2 separate regions of the Homo sapiens genome follow, and region 2 is linked to region 1. Evidence: read pairs that join two places in POLR2A ChIA-PET (ENCODE). Cell type or tissue: Panc1. All regions are shown on one strand. Each heading gives the region's core, and the rest is flanking DNA. Links, peaks and the distances in the headings are about the cores only.

What was found. ChIA-PET counts read pairs that join two places held together with the same protein. Peaks named below come from ENCODE experiments on the same cell type or tissue, not always from the same donor. Only the 100,000 strongest peaks of a DNase experiment are listed, where the experiment ranks them.
Region 2: POLR2A ChIA-PET joins it to region 1 with 16 read pairs; 2 of 35 experiments call an interaction of 5 or more read pairs at or near these places.

What each region holds. Positions count from the first base shown.
Region 1 is chr3:128,317,428-128,325,750 of GRCh38, forward strand. All of the region lies in intron 4 of EEFSEC (eukaryotic elongation factor, selenocysteine-tRNA specific), which reads left to right. Among named protein-coding and RNA genes, the nearest start is that of DNAJB8-AS1, 140 kb to the right of the region's middle. RefSeq lists a silencer at 7,439-7,733. In Panc1, for the core only: a CTCF peak has its summit at 4,806 (motif pointing left); a DNase peak (open chromatin) is centred at 4,746; H3K27ac peaks cover 754 bases.
Region 2 is chr3:128,399,038-128,407,360 of GRCh38, forward strand. All of the region lies in intron 6 of EEFSEC (eukaryotic elongation factor, selenocysteine-tRNA specific), which reads left to right. Among named protein-coding and RNA genes, the nearest start is that of DNAJB8-AS1, 60 kb to the right of the region's middle. RefSeq lists enhancers at 190-984, 985-1,779, 2,575-3,368, 8,197-8,323. In Panc1, for the core only: no CTCF peak of the experiment used is centred there; no DNase peak of the experiment used is centred there; H3K27ac peaks cover 1,349 bases.

The DNA.
Region 1 (8,323 bases), core at 210-8,209:
ACTGTGAGAACTGTGGACATGCTCAGGGATCAGCACAAGGGCCCCTCTGGGGCTGGCGTCCTCTTCCTGTCATTACAGTTTGCTCCGATTTGCTCTGTGCCCAGAGTCTTTTTCCCCATCAGTCCTCTTTCCACCCGGGCTACCACTGGAGTCGTTCTGACCTTTGTACTTCATCACTCCTCACCCCTGTGTGGCATCTCACGGTATTCATCTGCCGGCAGAGGAGAGTTCCAGCTCCTTGGCCTGACCCTCGGGCTTTGCACTGCCTGGCTCCTGCCTCAGCTGCAGCCATTTGTGCTCACGTACCATTCTCTCGCCGGCTGCTGACCAGTTGGGCCCTCTGCAGGCCTCAGGGCCTTTGCCCCCTTCAGCCTTCTGCTCCAGCTGCTCCGTCCATCCACAGGCCTGGCACAGATGTCCCCTCCTCTCTGAGGTTTCCTCCCAGTTCCCTGCCAGGTGGTAACCATGGTTCCTTTCTCAGGGCTCCCCCACCCTCCTTGCCACACTGGGGCAGCCCTTGCCATGTGGGCCATGGGAACTGGTTGTTAGGTGACTGTGCACTCCAGGCAGAGGCAGGATGGAGTTGTGCCTGGTCCCCTGTTTCTCTAGACATGGCATAGTACAGGGCATACAACAGGCTCTGTGGACAGGAGCCCATCTGGCACAGTGGGGAGAGCCAGGCCGTCAGCCTGCCCTGGCCCAGCACTTGCTGGTGGTGAGACTGCATGAAGCTTGCATGGCGCCCTCCCGTGATGGACTGCTGTGAGGCAAGGGGGGTTAGAAAGGGTTCAGCCAATGCCCGGAACATAGTTGTTGCTCGACTAGTGGCAAGTGCTGTCCTTTGCAAAGTTTTGCTGGGACAACTTTCTCATAGACTGTGTTCCAGCTGGTTTTTTAACTGAGGTGGACTGAGTGACTGTTTTCCATCTCTGGCTTTTGGTTTCCAGAGAGCCAGGTTGTGCAGTGGGGACAGATGTCCTGGTCTGCCAGCTGCCAGCAGGCAGCAGCCATTAGCTCCCTGTCCCACCCGTTCCTGCTCCAGCACATGATGCTCTTCTCCCTGCACCCTTCACCCAGGACAGCAGAAGGTACAGGACCCTTGGTTCTCTCTCCTAATTAATGGCAGAGACCCAGTTAGAAATGGCGGGCCCCTCCCTAACCTCTCCACAGCCATTTGTAAGTCCAGCGAGACTGCGGACTGCTGTCCCTGGTGGCCCTGGTTGCAAGCAGCTCCCTTTGTAACAAAGTCAGTGTCACCTATTTGCCAGCATGGCTGCCCATGGCAAGCCATTCTGGTCTTGCCTGGAGTGTCACAGACAGTATCCCACTCCTCTTCCTGAGTGGCCGTGTACTAACAGGTAACAGATGGCAGATGTGTAGACGAGCAGCGGTTGATGCCTGGCTTCGCCACCGAGGGAGCACTTGGGCCAGGCACCTGCGTGTACAGCAGCTCCTTATCCTCACATCACCTGCAGGAGTAAGGCGGTTTTTACCCCATTGTACCATGAAGACTCAGAGGCCCAGAGAGGAGAAATGACTTGCCGGTGTTCAAGTCCTGGACAGGGTCTGAATCTAGGTTCAGACAGGGTGCAACACATGAAGTTTCTGCCCTTTTGGCTCCTCGGGAATTCTTCTCAACCATCAGAAAGAGAAAGCCTGGGGATTTTCACACCTGTCCCACCTGGAACATGTTTCATGTTAAGTGCCATTCCTTTCCCCACTGTGTTTTTCTGAGGTCCTGACCCCCCTCCAACCCCTTGTCCCATTTTCTGTGGCTCCTGACCCTCAAGGCAGAAGTAGCAGGCCAGCGGGCGGGAGCCAGCTTACCCTGCCTGCTGCCTCACCAGGGGACAGCAGGCTTCAGAGGCTCTCCTGTAATCTCTCTATCCACACAGCCCTCATTTTAATTTGCAAAATTGAAGCCAGATCGAGAGCAGTAAAGCCAGAGGATGGTAAATATTCATGCCTCAGTGAGCGAGGGTGGCTCCATTACCGTTCTGAGATTGAGAGAATTACCTGGGGGATTATGTATATTCATGGGCCGATTTTTATTTGCGATATAACATGACTCACGTTGGCCTGTGTGTTACAGGTTCTACCCTCAACAGACTTTGCACAAAGCGTATGCCCTTAAGCTTCTGAAAGTCATCTCAAGTGGATTGCCCATCGCCTTCTGCCTCCTAGGAGACAGGTCAGAATAATAAGCACACCAGTGACCAACCAGGGGTTTCCATGCACTCCTCTCTCTGCCTTACAAGCTGTGGGCACTATTCTTACGTCCAGGTCACAGAGGAGGAGACGATCTGAATGCCACACCATGTTCTGTTTATGTGGCTGTCCCTGCACTGTGCTGCCATCCTCTCGACTGCAGGGATGGTGTCTCATTCTGTCCTGTGTGCCCAGAACATAATAGGTGCTCAGGAAATGGCTGCCAAGGGAGTAGCCCCTCTTGCAGGCCTGCTCTGCAGACACGCTCAGTTCTGCCGCTGGCCCCTGGCGTGTGTACAGCACCTGCTGCTGGCAGCACAGGTTTGGCCCTGCTGATTGGCTGGGTGTCTGGCTTCAATAGGGGCAGGTCAGTGTTCCTGTTCATAGGACACTGTTTACAGTGTCCTGCCTCGGTGCACAGCAGGAGTCAGCGCACTGCAGCCTGCCACCTGTTTTGATAAATAAAGCACTGCAATGGCAGAGTCAAGTAGTTGCAACAGAGGTTGTGTGGCCTCCAAAGCCTAAACTGCTTACTGTCACCTTCTCCAGGAGAGCTTGTTGCCCCCTGGCTTGTAGGCTTCAAGGGCACTGGGGCAGAGCGCCACTCCTCTGAGTCTTTTCTTGATGCCAGTGCAGCACACAGCTTATCTCTTTTACTTTCATTGTCACCATAATCCAAATGAAGTTGGGATGCTCATCTCCATTTTATTGATGATAAAATAGTAGCAGTAGTAGTTTTAATCGCTAATTTATATTGAACAACTTCTAATTTTTAAAGATACCATGCTAATCATTTCACGTGGATTATCTCAATGTAACCTCACAAATGCCCAATTAGTTAGGTACATTTTCCATTTAAGGGAACTTAGAGAGGTGACATCCCTGGCCTGGGGTCACGTAGCTAATATGAAGGATTTGAACCCAAGAAGTCTGACTTGAAAACCTGCCTTCCTAACCACTGTGTTATGAGGAGAAAAGGTTGCTTGCCATCAATTGCTCATTTACTGAACTGTTGTTAGCACTGGCAGCGTACCAGGCCCCCTTCTGGGTGTGGCAGATGCAAAGATGAATTAGAGTGACCATTCTCTCGAGGAGGTCCCTGTAGGACAAACAAGCAAGGCGGTAGCCACTCCACCAGTGTATAAGTGTTAGAACTGGCTTGGCCCTATGAGGAAGATAGGAGGTTTGCAGACTCCTGGACGGGAGCTTCCTGGGCTCATGCCCCACTCCGTCACTGCTGGACTAGTGGCCTCTGGCTAGTCACCCAAACTCTGGGCCCCAGTTTGGTCACCTGTACAATGCAGGACATAACGGGACCTACCTCTTAGGCTTGCTGTGAGGATTGAGTAGGTTAATCCATGTGAGCTTATAGAACACTGCCCAGTGCTGATGACCTGAGTGGAGGTGGCGACAAAGGCAGGGATGGCACAAATATGTGTGGGAGGCCCTGGGGGTGCCAGGCAGCCTTGGAAGGCTGCTGAGAGGCAGTGGAGCTTCAGAGAGACTGGGAGAGGCAGGGTCAGGCAGGCCAAGGTGGGAGACAGGTGGGAAGCTCTGGGGGAGAGTGCTGTGCTCCCGGGATGGGCTGGGGCAAGGAGCTGAGCCAGGGCCCTGTCAGAGCTGGCTTGGAACTGGCTTTCTGCTTGTGTGTTTTCAGATTTATAATTGCTCTCATGTGCCAGGCTTACATTTTCTGAGAGGGAAGAAGAGCTGCCCCAGCTGCTGCCAAGTTCTGCCTCCATGAGCTGGCCCTCAGGGGGCAGCCACAGTGGGTGGAGAGGGGGAAGGACCCAGGCAAGGATTTTATGACCTGTCCCTCTCCCTTCCTGTTCAGGCCTCTGTCCCAGGCTTCACTCCCCCAGGACAGTCTCTGGGCAGACCACATGGGGTGCATCCTGCTAGCTAGGACACTGTCCTGACAGGCTGGAGGGGCCCCTGCTGCCTGCCCAGGCCACGGCACTCCTAGCCTTTCACTATGGGCGCCCGCCTGTCCCTGCACTGGCTTTCCCCTGCCTACTGTGCCCCTCATCCACCTTCCACCCAGGAAGGGCCTTCCCAGGAGCATGTATTCCATTCAGTAAGATAAGGTGCCAGCACTGGGCTGCCTGCTGGGTCTGCACTGGTGGCCCATCCTTGCCCCGATGGAATGTCCAGTGCCATGTGGAAGACAGACTTTAAACAACAGTGGGCCCTGTCACCACAAGTGGTGAGGCTGACCTGAGGAGCAGCCTCTGTGAGAAGACAGCAGGGGTTTAGAGGAGACTGGGGAGCCTCCCGAGGCAGTGAGCTGGGAGCTGAAGATGTCCAGATTGGCAGTGAGGGGAGAAGCAGTGAGTGAGGGCCAGCGTGGGGGAGCAGCAGTGCTCGTTCACACAGCAGCACCGCTCCTCTCTGTCCCCTCACTGAGTTTCCATCCTGGTACTCTAGGGCTACTTTGCCTTTCCCCAGGCTGGTACCCCTCTATAGCAGGAGCAGTTTCCCCATGAATTGAGAATCCCCAGTGCCCAGCTTGGGGCACATGTGTCAAGGAAGGAGCTTGCATTTGTCTCTCCTGGGGCTGTTGCCATGACGGCCCGTCCAGGTTCAAATCCCAGCTCTGCCACCTGCTGGCTGGGTGATGGCAGGCAAGTGACTGAAGCCAGCATGCCTGCGCCTACTTGCCCTGCAGCTTGTGGAGGGACCGTGTCCCTACCTGGGAGCCCCTCAGTGTGGTGCCCACATGGGGCAAGTGCTCAGTCAATGTTAGTTGCTGTCATTACTGCTGCCGACATCATCATCACGGTCATCACAATTGTCACCAACTCCCTCCAGGGAAAGTGTTGCTCCCAAAGGAAGCAAGGCTGACAGCCTGGTGGGGTTTCGAGGCTTTACTCTTGGGCCTTGAGAACCTAAAGACACTAAAGGCCACTCATCAGCTTCCTGTGGCATCCGTGGCCTGAATGGGCCCACCTTAGCCCAAAGTCCCATCCGTTAATGCATTGCCAGAACATGTGAGATTGTGAGCCGTTCAGACATGAGAGTAGCGGCTGAGCTGATGGGGCAGAGACTCAGAGTGGCCCTTAATGGTTGGTCACCTTCCCTGGGCCCTTTAAGGCTTTGGATCCAGAGCAGGAGGTGCCACAGGGGCAGTGAGAGCTGTGGGAGAGCTGGGGTCTGCAGCCCGAAGCACAGGGGTGGTTTGGACCTTGCTGCCACCCCGTCCCCACCTTTGCCCCTGCTGGTCCTCTGGTCTTTCTTTGCTTGACTGACATCCAGCTGTCACTTTGTTAGGAAGTACCCTCTGACTCTGCAGATTGGTGGGGGCTGCTTTTCTACCCCACCCCGGGGCAGAGTATTTCCTGGCATTTTCCCATTCAGAGTATTTGCTTAACATGTTTAAAGTATTTCCATTAACCTTAGCTACAACTGATAAAGTTTTAAGATATTTAATATTGACACCCCAACCTCAGGGTAATGACTTCTGAATGCATGACAGCTTTTGGGAAGAGCTGTCACATAAGTGGTGTATACTGGTTTCTGCACTTAGGGGTAGTTCACATACTTAGTTAGCTAAATCTCTCCAGATAACCAGGAAAACACTTGTCAGCCCTGAGCTTTGCTTGTACCTTTGGAGGGATCTCTTGCATATGGGAAATGGGAACTGCTGGCAGAAGCCGAGCCTCCTTTTGAGTCCATCTGGTTACCCAAGTTCTTGGAGCCGTTTTCTCCAGGCGGATTCCCTGAGGGTCAGACACAGTGGAACGAAGGGATCCTCCTTGGGCTGTGGTGGAGCCCATGCCATTCTGTCGGCTCTGGCCCGGAACTGACCTTTGTTATTTGAAGTGCTGGAAACAGCATACCTCACTTCACAGGTGCAGTGCTTCCCTGCCCTCCCAGCCCTAGTCTTTTAATTTCACTCTGTCAATCCTAACACGAATTACTCTTACCTGAGTGTTAGGTGCTGTGCTTGGCCTTGACTTCTCGCCATAGCCCCACGGGTGTTATTATCCCCTTTTTACTAACAAGGGAACTGGGGTAAAGAGCCCAAAGTTGGCCAGCCAGGAGGCAGTAGAACCAGCCAGCATGATTCGTTCCAGAGCTGGAGCACTTCCTCCCCTGAAGGAGCCAGCCCCCAGGGCAGATCATGGAGAGTAAACATGACCCTGGAAAATCACTTGGGCGGCTGCCATGTTGAATGCCAGCCCATCCTCTCAGTAGGGTCAGCCTGTGTTGGAGCAGCCTGGTGTTCCTTCAGCAGAGTGAGGATGCAGGATCAGAAGGTACAGGTGTATCTCTGAGTCTGAGCGCCTCCCCCCCTGTGGCAGGGGCTCCCTCAGCTGAGGCTTGCTGCAGAAACCAGACCGTTGAAGGGGCGGTGGGCTCCCCACTGGCCTCCATCTGCTCTGGGGAAGGAGGCACGTGTAGCCATGGACACGGACCTCTCACGGCCTGGGTCCCTCAGCTGAATTCATCCTCACCTTGCATACTCTTTGGTCTGGGGCTGGGAGTGGGGTGAATGCTATCATGTGCCCCAGGGCTGAATGCCGAAGGGCCAGCAGTTGAGTTTTCTACAGTGTCAGTTTTCCCAAGGGCAGTTAATTCCAAACCTCACTTTTATGTTAAAACAAACATGAATCTATTATGACATAGAATGCAAAGTTTCCATGAATCTTAAAGTCCAAAACTTGGTATTTCAAAGAATTTCTGTGCTTCTAGCAGTCAGCTTCAGGGATTTATTCTCCTCTGCCATGGAGTGGGGGGCTTCTCTGTGGGAAAGAGAAACACATCATGCTGTCTTTCAGGACTTCCTGGCCCTCCATGTGTTGGGGTGTCAGCACACTGTTTGCACTTGAGGATTCCAGGTCCCATGGAAAATACAGATTTCAGGTGGTTCAATGAATGCCTTACTCCATGGAGTTACTAAGCGCTTTCCCTGAGAGATCCCAGGGAGGAGAGAGAGAGATCCAGGAGGGGAAAGTTGCTCTTTTATTTTCTGATAGCCAACTTCCAACCCATTCCATCCTGCACGACAGAAGAGTGCACTTTCTACCAGCTGCTCTGCCCGCCTGTGGGGCACAGTTGTAGGCCTAGGGCTTTGCATGGTCTGGCTGTACCAGGCCCTCAATTCTTTTTGGTGGAGTTAATTCCAGGTGATTTGTTTGAGTTTAAGATTGAGACACTGAATGTTTCCTTAAAGTTTTAAATATGCTAATACTAAAGGCTAAACTTGGAAAATGAAAAAGAAGAAATAGAAAAATAGAGAGGAGAAAAACATCCTTAGCACAGGGTAACCTTCCTGTTGCTGTTGCCAGACCTCAAACTCAAGGCTGCCTCTCCGTCCCAGACAGACTGTACCTTGACCTCTATTTCATGGTTAGAAAGAAGCTTCATAACAAAGAGAGATAACGGCCAGTCCGTGCACTTGTTCTTCACACAGGCAGGGCAGGCCCCCAACATCCCTCGCTGGCCTACTCTCTGCCTGAAGGTGGGATGCATCATCCCAGAGTGGACCTGGAGCCCAGAGCTGTCACTGCTCCCCGTGCCATACAGTCTGTGCAGACCCAGCCAGGCTTTTGTTCCTGGGGAAGGGGGAAGGGGGAAGTGATCTCCCTGTTGAGCCTTGCTGAGGACATCCAAGTTGTCTTTTGTGACAGCTTCCTCACTTTGCTCCAGATTTGGACCCAAGCCTCTGTGCCTCAGGCCCAGCCATTGCTGTGGCCAAATGAGCTCCCACTTCAGTCAGGCCTTGCTGGGCTTGGGTCTGAGTTTCACCATTTACCAGCTGAGGGGCCTTGGGCAGGCTACTGACTCTCAGTTTCCTCAGGTGTCAGGTGGTGGTGAGGTTGGAGAGAGTGGTCTCAGGTGCCCTGTAGAAGGCCTGTTCTGCAGCAGGCTCTCCGGGAAGATGTTTGCACGGGGAGGAATTCCTAAGAGTCTTTGCAGCCTCAGGAGCCAGGCACAACACCGAGCTACAACCTGGTGGGATGGTCTTTCTCTTTTAGTTTAGGTATTTCTTTTTGAACCTTTTCTTCATGTATGAAAGCAATGTGTGATTACTTTAGACATTTTTGTGGAGTATAAAGAAACTGGGAAAAAAAACCTCCCCCTTAACTATAGTTAAGACTGTATTTTAAAT
Region 2 (8,323 bases), core at 321-8,320, 82 kb after region 1:
TCTGCCTATTTCAGAATGGATTTGTTTTTTGCCTTAAAAAATAAATAAATAAATAAATAAATAAATAAAATAAAAAAAAACCCTTCCATCCGCATAATGCACTGGTGTTCCCTCCCCACGCTCCCCAATCTCCACAGCTTTGACTGCATGATAATTTCAATTTACATGGTGCGGGAAAGATTTCTGCAAAGGGCCCTTTTTTGTTTTTGAAGAATTCATCATTGCTGCTAAGAAGCTTAATGTAAATTAAAGGAGGAATTAGGCAACATTAAGACATCAAAATGGGGGTGCGGGGCGCTGGTTGCCTACGCTTCCGCCCAATCAAAGGGGTGCATGAGCCCGTCGAGTGCGCGCTTGAGAGCCTCGGAAAGAGCGAGGCTCCTGCGAAGGGCCCGCTCCGCCGCCTGCTTCCCCCTAATTCCTTTTGTTGCAGGGACAGCAGAGTACAGGTCTGATAAAAACTTAATCACCTTATCTTTTTAAAGCAAATTGCATCTTTGTTTACATACGGGATCCATAGCTGGGAGGGAAGGAGAGAAAACCAAGGAGCCGGCCCCCCCCAGCCAGCGACGTTAAAGGCTTTAGCTCCCCAGGAAAACAGAAGAGCCCAGCCTGACAAAGAGGTGGCTGGAGGATTCCAGAGTCGCTGTCACTGCTCACAGAGGAGACTGGTGTCAGGGCTGTCCCCTCTCAGGGAGCGCTCACACTGGCTCTCTCTGCCCACCTGGCTCTCCCCAGCCCTGCCAGGCCTGTCCTCCTGGGCCTCTCTGTCCCCAGCCGGGTCTGTGTTAGAGCTAAACCCTCATCGCCTCTGCCTGTCCTCCGGGCCCGGGCTGCCCTGCCCTGCTAGCAGGCAGAGGGGTCTGCATTCAGACTCAGCTGCACCACAACTGCCAGGAAGCCAGGGCAAGTCATTGCAGCTCCATGAGCCTGGCTGGCCGCTGATAGATGGGGGTGTTGATGTCAACCATAGCCTCCATGCGTTTCAGACATGACCGCCAGGCCCCACATTAGGGACACTTCTGCCCTTGCCAGGTTCCCCCTTCTTTCTGTCTCCCCACCCCTGGCCTTGGGGGCAGCTCCCTCTTGGCCAGGCCTGCCTCCAGCCACGCCCTGACTTAGAGGTCTCACTGGAGCACTGTGCCACCCACACACCTCCGTGACCACCTGTGGCCTGTGCAGGGCAGCTTCCTACCTTGGGGTGGAGGGGAACTTGACATTGGAGCCCACCAGCACCCTGTTGAGGGACAGGGCTCCACCCCAGCTGCCCCATGGCCCCTGCTGATGGGGGTGGCCTTGCTAGGCAGCCCCTCCTGTTCCTAGGGCCCAGTATCCAGTTCAGACTGGAGCCTGGCTGAATCCAAGGCCCTCTGTGGCTGTCCAGCCTGGCCATCCCATATATCAGCCCCACCTGCCATTTAGGCTCCCAGCTGTCAGTCATCACCAGGATGCTGACCCCAAAGAGATCCCCTGCCCCTGGCTCTGGCTCTCTTCCAACCCTCTCCAAAACTGCTTGTTTACAGCAGTGGGTAGTGCTGGAGTGACTAGAGCGGCCCCAGCCCCACAGGGCCACAAAGGGGCCAGTGACCCCAAGCTGCTTGCAAGGGTTCAGTTCCCACTGGGGCATGCAAGCCACCCACCAGCGTGGAGACCCCTCTTCCAGTCTGGCCCCCAACATGAAAGCAACGCCAGCAATTGGAGGCAATTTGCCGGCCTTTGATGGCCATGTCAGGGCGGCACCATGGCTAGGGCTTGGGAAACAGTTGTGCTTCCCGCATTCTTCCCTGATTACCCCAGCCCAAGCCAGGACCCGGCAGCCTGCAGCCCATTGTGCCTTTGTGTGGAGCTGGCGCTTGGTGAGAAAGGGCCAGCCTGGCCCTGGGAGAGTGTCTCCACGGGAAGCCATGAGGAGCAGTGTTGCCCCCAGGGTCATGGCCGCCCGCCCCCACTGCATCCTGGGGTTTGGGTTCATCAGGGGGTGGAGCAGGGCCATAGGCTCCGAGAATCCTGAGGTTTGGGAAAAAAGAGGCCCTACTGAATGACAGACGTACATGTAGCACACACACACCCTAGCCCACCCTGCCAGGTAGAGAGCCACCCTCCAGCACATGGGAGAGGGACCAGGGGGCCAGGTCAGCCTGAGACCCGAGCCTGGACTTCTTTCTCCCTTGGGTCACTCAAGGGCAGACAGGTGTTTTCTGGTCCTGGAGGCAGGGGTCCTGCCCTGCTGGGGCATTTTTCTTCCCTCCGCTGTCCTGCACCCCTGCTGTGAGTGCTTGTGAGGATGAATCCATACTCATTCCCTTTGTTTTCATCAAACCTCCCTGAGCCCGTGTGCTAGGCCCTGCACACAATCCTGGAGAGGTGCCCCCTCACAGGCCACTGGGGGAGGCAGGCATATAAGGCAATGACAGCCACAGTGGTGCTGGGCAGGGCACCCAGGAGGATCTCACTTGGCTGGGCAGCTGAGGGGCACCTTCCCAAGGGGCAGCATCAGAGTGTGAGCATGGCAGGCAGAGGGAACCACACATTCCAAGGCCCTGCTTGGCTTCTTATAGCTGAAGCATGGTACATGATGGCGTCAGAGAGGGAGGAGGGGTGAGGCTGAGAGAGAGGCCAGAAAGAGAATAGACGCTTCTGTTGGTGGAGCCAGGTCTAGATGTCTGACCCGGACCCTAGAGCAATCCTTGGGATAGCCAGGTGGGATGAGGGAGGAGGCAGCGAGGCAGGGCTGGAGGACGGTGGATTCCTGCGCCCACACCTCCCAGTCGTTGCCCTTGATGCAAGCAGCAGAGCAGCAGTGTGGGGACCTTGAACTTCCAGCAGCCATGGAGGAGTCATGAGCATCACCACCCCTACCTTACCTCTTGTCCCTGTCCTTCCTGGGCAGACTCAGAGCATGGCAGAGACAGCACCATGGGCCTAGAGATGTCAGCGAGCTTTCTGGCCCTCCCTCCCCTCCCCGGCTCCTGTGTGCCATGGATTGAGCAGGTTCCAGCCAGATTGCACCGGTAGGCACCGTGCCTTCTCTGGGCTCCCAGCTGGATGCCGGAGGCCACAGTGATGGGGGGCCTGTAATAGACATCCCCCTGTGAGTAACCCAGGGTCACAGTAGAAGCCTTGGGAAATACATAAAAGAAGAAAGAAGGAACAGTGCTTGCAACCCACTCCCGACCCCTGACAGCCAAATGGACAGTCTTCCGGTCTCTTTTCCCTTCATCCCAGGGCTGCAGCAGAATTCTTCCAAAAATTTTGATTGCTGCATTTTTTTTGAATCAGCATTATAACATAGGTCTTTCTTTGTGTAACTTTAAACTCTTCTCAGGTATCACTTTTAGTCCCACAGAACATTTTGCTGCAGCAAATAGATGCTGGATGGGTCTGCTGGCCTCCCTTGGTCTTAGAGGCCCTTTGTAGTTCTCAAAAACGTGCCGCTCCCTTAGTGGGTAAGCAAACGGGCTTGGGAATCAGATAGCCTGGCGTTCCCGCTCTGCCTGTAAATAGCCGTGTGACCTTGGGCAAGGTACTAACTCTTCTGTGCCTGTTTCCTCAACACGGTGTTACGAGAGGATTCAGTACCTCCGTGCTGTGGGGACATCTTTGTGTAGAAATCTTCTGCCGTATCTCAGACCACTTGTTTGGACCGAATTCCTAGAAGTGCCTTTCTTAGTTCACACTGTGACCATCTAGGACTTTGTCCCTCCCAGGTTGTCACCAGCCAGTGCTTAAACAGCTGCCCTTCAGGTTCTTGGAAAACCAGAGCAGTTTGCCCCTCAGCCCCAGCAGGGTCTCCTCCAACGCTTATTTGGAGAGTGTTCTCTGAGTATCCGCCACTCACCAGCAATCACTCCAGGTGTTAGGGTTACAACAGTGAATAGACAAAACTCCCTGCTAGGGTGGAGCTTGTCATTTCAGCAGAGGCAGACAACAAACCCAAAACAAGGACATCATAGAGGACATTAGAAGGTGATAAGAGCTATAGGAAAAATAGTGGGGTGAGAGGGGGTCAGGGGAGCATGAGGGGGTTGTAGTTCTAAACAAGGGGGTCACAAAGGCCTCACCAAGAGGTGACAGTTGTACAGTGACTCGAAGAAAGTGAACCTGCAGCTGCCGGAGCTCCCAAGTCCACAGGCGGAGGGATTGGCAAAGACAGGGGCCCCGAGGCAGAGACAGGCCAGGTGTGCCTCCCAGGTGGGTCTCCAGGCAGAGGGATTGGCAATGACAGCAGCCCTGAGGCAGAGACAGGCCAGGTGTGCAGAAGGGCAGCGAGGAGGCTGACACAGGGGCGGGGCTGTGAGCCAGGGGCAAGCAGAGGCCAGAGGTCCAGAGCAGCCCCCAGTGCAGGGAGGAAGATGGGGGCAGGACTGCACCTCCCTGACAGCGTAGGTCCTAGCAGAGCGGGTGGCAGAGCAGGCCCTGTCCTGCCTGCCTTGGAGACACAGGGCCTGCAGGAGGTAGACACCAGGCAGATGGGCAGTCGGCACTCAGCACGTGGCCTTGTCACCGCCTTCCCGCGTACTCTGACCCCAAGTCAGAATGGGGAGCCTGGCACACAGGGCACCGTGTGGACATGGTGAGCTGTGGTCACCCTGGAGCCAGGCCCTCGTACCGCACCACGCATGGCACACGCCTTCATCTGCCCTCAGCGCCTCTCGCATACCCTAGGAATTGTCACTCAAATTCCCTTTGCCTGTGGATCCGTGACAGCAATATCTATGGCTGGTCCCCGTCATCTGGCCTTGGGTCCAGCATTCCTCCTCCTCCTCCTCCTCCTCCCTTGGAGCATGCTGAAGCAGCCCTGTCCCCACACAGTGACTGCGGTGCTGTTTCCTTCGCCACCCTTCTGCTGTCTGGAGATCTGGCTGCCTTGTTCACTGTCTGTGCCTTCTTAGATGAGTAAACTGCATGGGAGCTGGGCCCTGGTCTGTGCATTCACCACTATTTATCTCCTGTTCTGGCATGTTCCCTGAATATTTTTAAGTGAAAAGGCACAGAGGCAGGTTGCGAGAAGCAGAGAGTGGGACCCGCAGAGTCTGGCTGGGTGGGTAGCAGCTCTTACCACGTGACAACCTGGGTTGCTCTTCACTTCCCTATGTTTGCCACATGGCTAAGAAAGGAAAAAAAAGGCCACTGGGAAAACAAAGCAGCTCCTGGTGACATTTGCCACAAATCCATGCTGCCCCATGTCCAGGTCTCCCTTTGGTCAGGCTTTCCAGGTGTGGCTTCCCGGCCAGTCCATAATAGAGCAGAGGTAAACGAGCCTGACCATCTCAGGAGAGCAATTAAATGGCCACATCTTCACCAGTGCCAGATAGACTTTCCGGCTCTGCCTGCTCCGGGCAGTGCGAGGTATGCATTGTGTGTAACGAGAGCCATCGCGGGTGAGATGGACTGCCGATTGGGCCACGCCTGTCTCCCCAGCCCAGCACAGACGCCGGGGAGCCCCACGCCTTCTCAGCCTCCAGACCTCCTGGCACCAGAGGGAGACGGGCTGCCCATGCCATTTGTCGGGGTCTGCTGCCAGCTACCTGCTCTGTTTGCAGAAGGAAGGCCAGGCTCTGATTCAGGGAGTCAGATACCTACAGGCCAGGCGCTCACTTGAGGGGACTGGCCAGGGTCCTCCCCATGCCCACACTCTGTGCCCCATCCCAAGCGGGGGGCAGACCACCTAGGTATGGAACCTGCAGAGCAGACACCGCTCAGGCTCCAAGTAAGGTATGCTGCTCACAGGGAGCGCTTCCTTAATGCAGGTCCCCAAGGCCATAGTGTCACATGTCCCTCAGGCAGGCGTGCAAGGGCCTGGCTTCTGGAGCCCCGTTCATATCAGCTGCATGTCCTCAGTCTTCCCAGGGGACTCAGGCTTTAGATGGCCAGTAATCTCACTTCCGCCTGCCAGAGGGAGACCGGACCCTTTGTGCAGTGGGGCAGGCTGTCCCTGGCTGACTCTACAGATGGCCTCTTTATCCAGCACCCTTGTCACTTTTTTTTTTTTTTTTTAAGACTGAGTCTCGCTCTGTTGCCCAGGCTGGAGTGCAGTAGCGCAATCTCGGCTCACTGCAAGCTCCACCTCCCTGGTTCATGCCATTCTCCTACTTCAGCCTCTCGAGTAGCTGGGACTATAGGTGCCCGCCACCACGCCCGGCTAATTTTTTGTATTTTTAATGGAGACGGGGTTTCACCGTGTTAGCCAGGATGATCTTGATCTCCTGACCTCATGATCCACCCACCTCGGCCTCCCAAAGTGCTAGGATTCCAGGCATGAGCCCTTGTCACCTTTTTAAACATCTAGAGCTGCAGGGCCAGTGCACGATGCTCTCACAGCCTTGAGAACCATTGTCAGAAGCCCTCTGAAAGGGGTATCCCCCACCCATCACTCTGAGTGGAGAGCAGAAGCTGGCTTTGCCATTGGGTAAGGGCTGTAGCTCAAATCCTGGCTCTTCTGAACTCACTGTGGGGCTTCCAGTAAGTCACTGGCCTCTTAGACCTTCATTTTCTCATCCGTATAAAGAAGGGGTGGCCAACATCTTCAGGAAACTGAGCCAGAAATAACCCACACAGCCCCGCCAGCCAGCGCTCCCAGTCTGAGACGACAGGCCAGGGCCCTCCGGACTGAAGCTTGATGTGCGAGCCTTATAGCTGCCTTGACTTTTCAGGGACGAAGCTAGTACTGGGCAGGACTGGGAAAAGGGAGGAAAATTCTTCAGGTGCCAGCAGGTGCAGTGGCACAGGTGCCAACGGCACATAGGAAGCTGGGCCCTCTGCCTGTGCCTCTGCCCAGCTTCCTCCCTGCTCTGGTCCTCTAGGTTCCCAGCCTGTACAGGCCCTTTGTGCACATGGGGAGGGGATCCTGGTGGGACACCTCCTTGGCAGGCAGGGTATGGGCTGCCTTCACCCCCACCTGCCCTCAGTGCCTTCATACCCAGCTGCCCCTAGCAGCAGTCTCAGGAGCCACCACCCACTGGGGCTCCCTGTCCCATGCCACTCTCACAGTGTCCCCATGAGCTTGCTCCCACCAGGACCCCCCAGTGGGGCTGTGAGGCTCACAGAGTGAGTGCTTACACTGAGGTGCTCTGCCAGGGGTGGAACTGCTCCGAGCCCTGGGCCCACCCACTCCCACAGATGCAGAGGAGCCTGCTAAGTGGTCTCACCCTGGCCAGTGGCCCACATGGAGGCTGCACCATGCTGCCACCAGGAGATTCCTCATGAATACAAGCCCCACAGCACAGAAAGACAAATGCTGATGATCTCACTTACATGTGGTATCTCAAAACCCAAACTCATAGAAGCAGAGGGTAGAAGGGTGGTTGTGGGAGCCTGGGGGTGCAGGCTGGGGTGGGAATGGGGAGATCTTGGTCAAAGGGTTCACAGTTTCAGTTAGACCAGAGAAATCGATTCAGGAGATCCGCTGTGCAGAATGGTGACTGTAATTAATAACAATGTGTAATATTCAATGAAATTTGCTAAGAGAATAGATTTTAAATGTTCTCATCACCAAAATAAGTATGTGAGGTGATGAATGTGTTAATTAGTCTGATTTAATCATTCCAAAATGTATACATATATTAAAACATCATGTTAGACTGGGCAACATGGCAAAACCCCATCTCCACAAAAAAATGCAAAAAATCAGCTAGGCATGGTGGCACGAGCCTGTGGTCCCCACTACTCAGGAGGCTGAGGTGGGAGGATCACTTGAGCCCAGGAGGCAGAGGTTGTAGTGAGCCAGGATTACACCACTGCACTCCAGCCTAGGCAACAGAGTGAGACCCTGTCACACACACACACACAACACACACACAAATATATATATATACACATATATATACATATATATACATACATATATATATATTACACTATAAATATACACAGTTTGTCATTTGTCAATTTAAAAATGAAAAAGACAAGCTCCAGAGAAAGGGCAGTTGCAGCAGCATGTTTAAGGATGAGTGGGACTTCTATTGCCTAGAATGGGAAGGGTGTTCCAGGCAGAGGGAACAACACGTGACAGGCTTGTATGTGCAATGAGGAGCCCAGGAATGGGCCATGATCAGCAGGGCTGCAGAGACGGTGCACAAAGGCAGAGAGTGGTGAAGATGGAGGTGTTGGAGTGGGTGCGTGTCGGGGCATCAGCAGAAAACAAATTTCCACTCAGGTGTTCAGCTGGAGGGAGTTGAACAAAAGGTCTTTAGTGAGGCGTGGGCTGGTTAAAGCAACTCATAGAGGTAGCTGGAAAGCGGTGGGGGCTGCACCCACCCAAGCCTGGGGGCGGGGCTGCGTATACCCCTGGCAGAGGATCCCGGGATGAGCCACTGACTCTGTG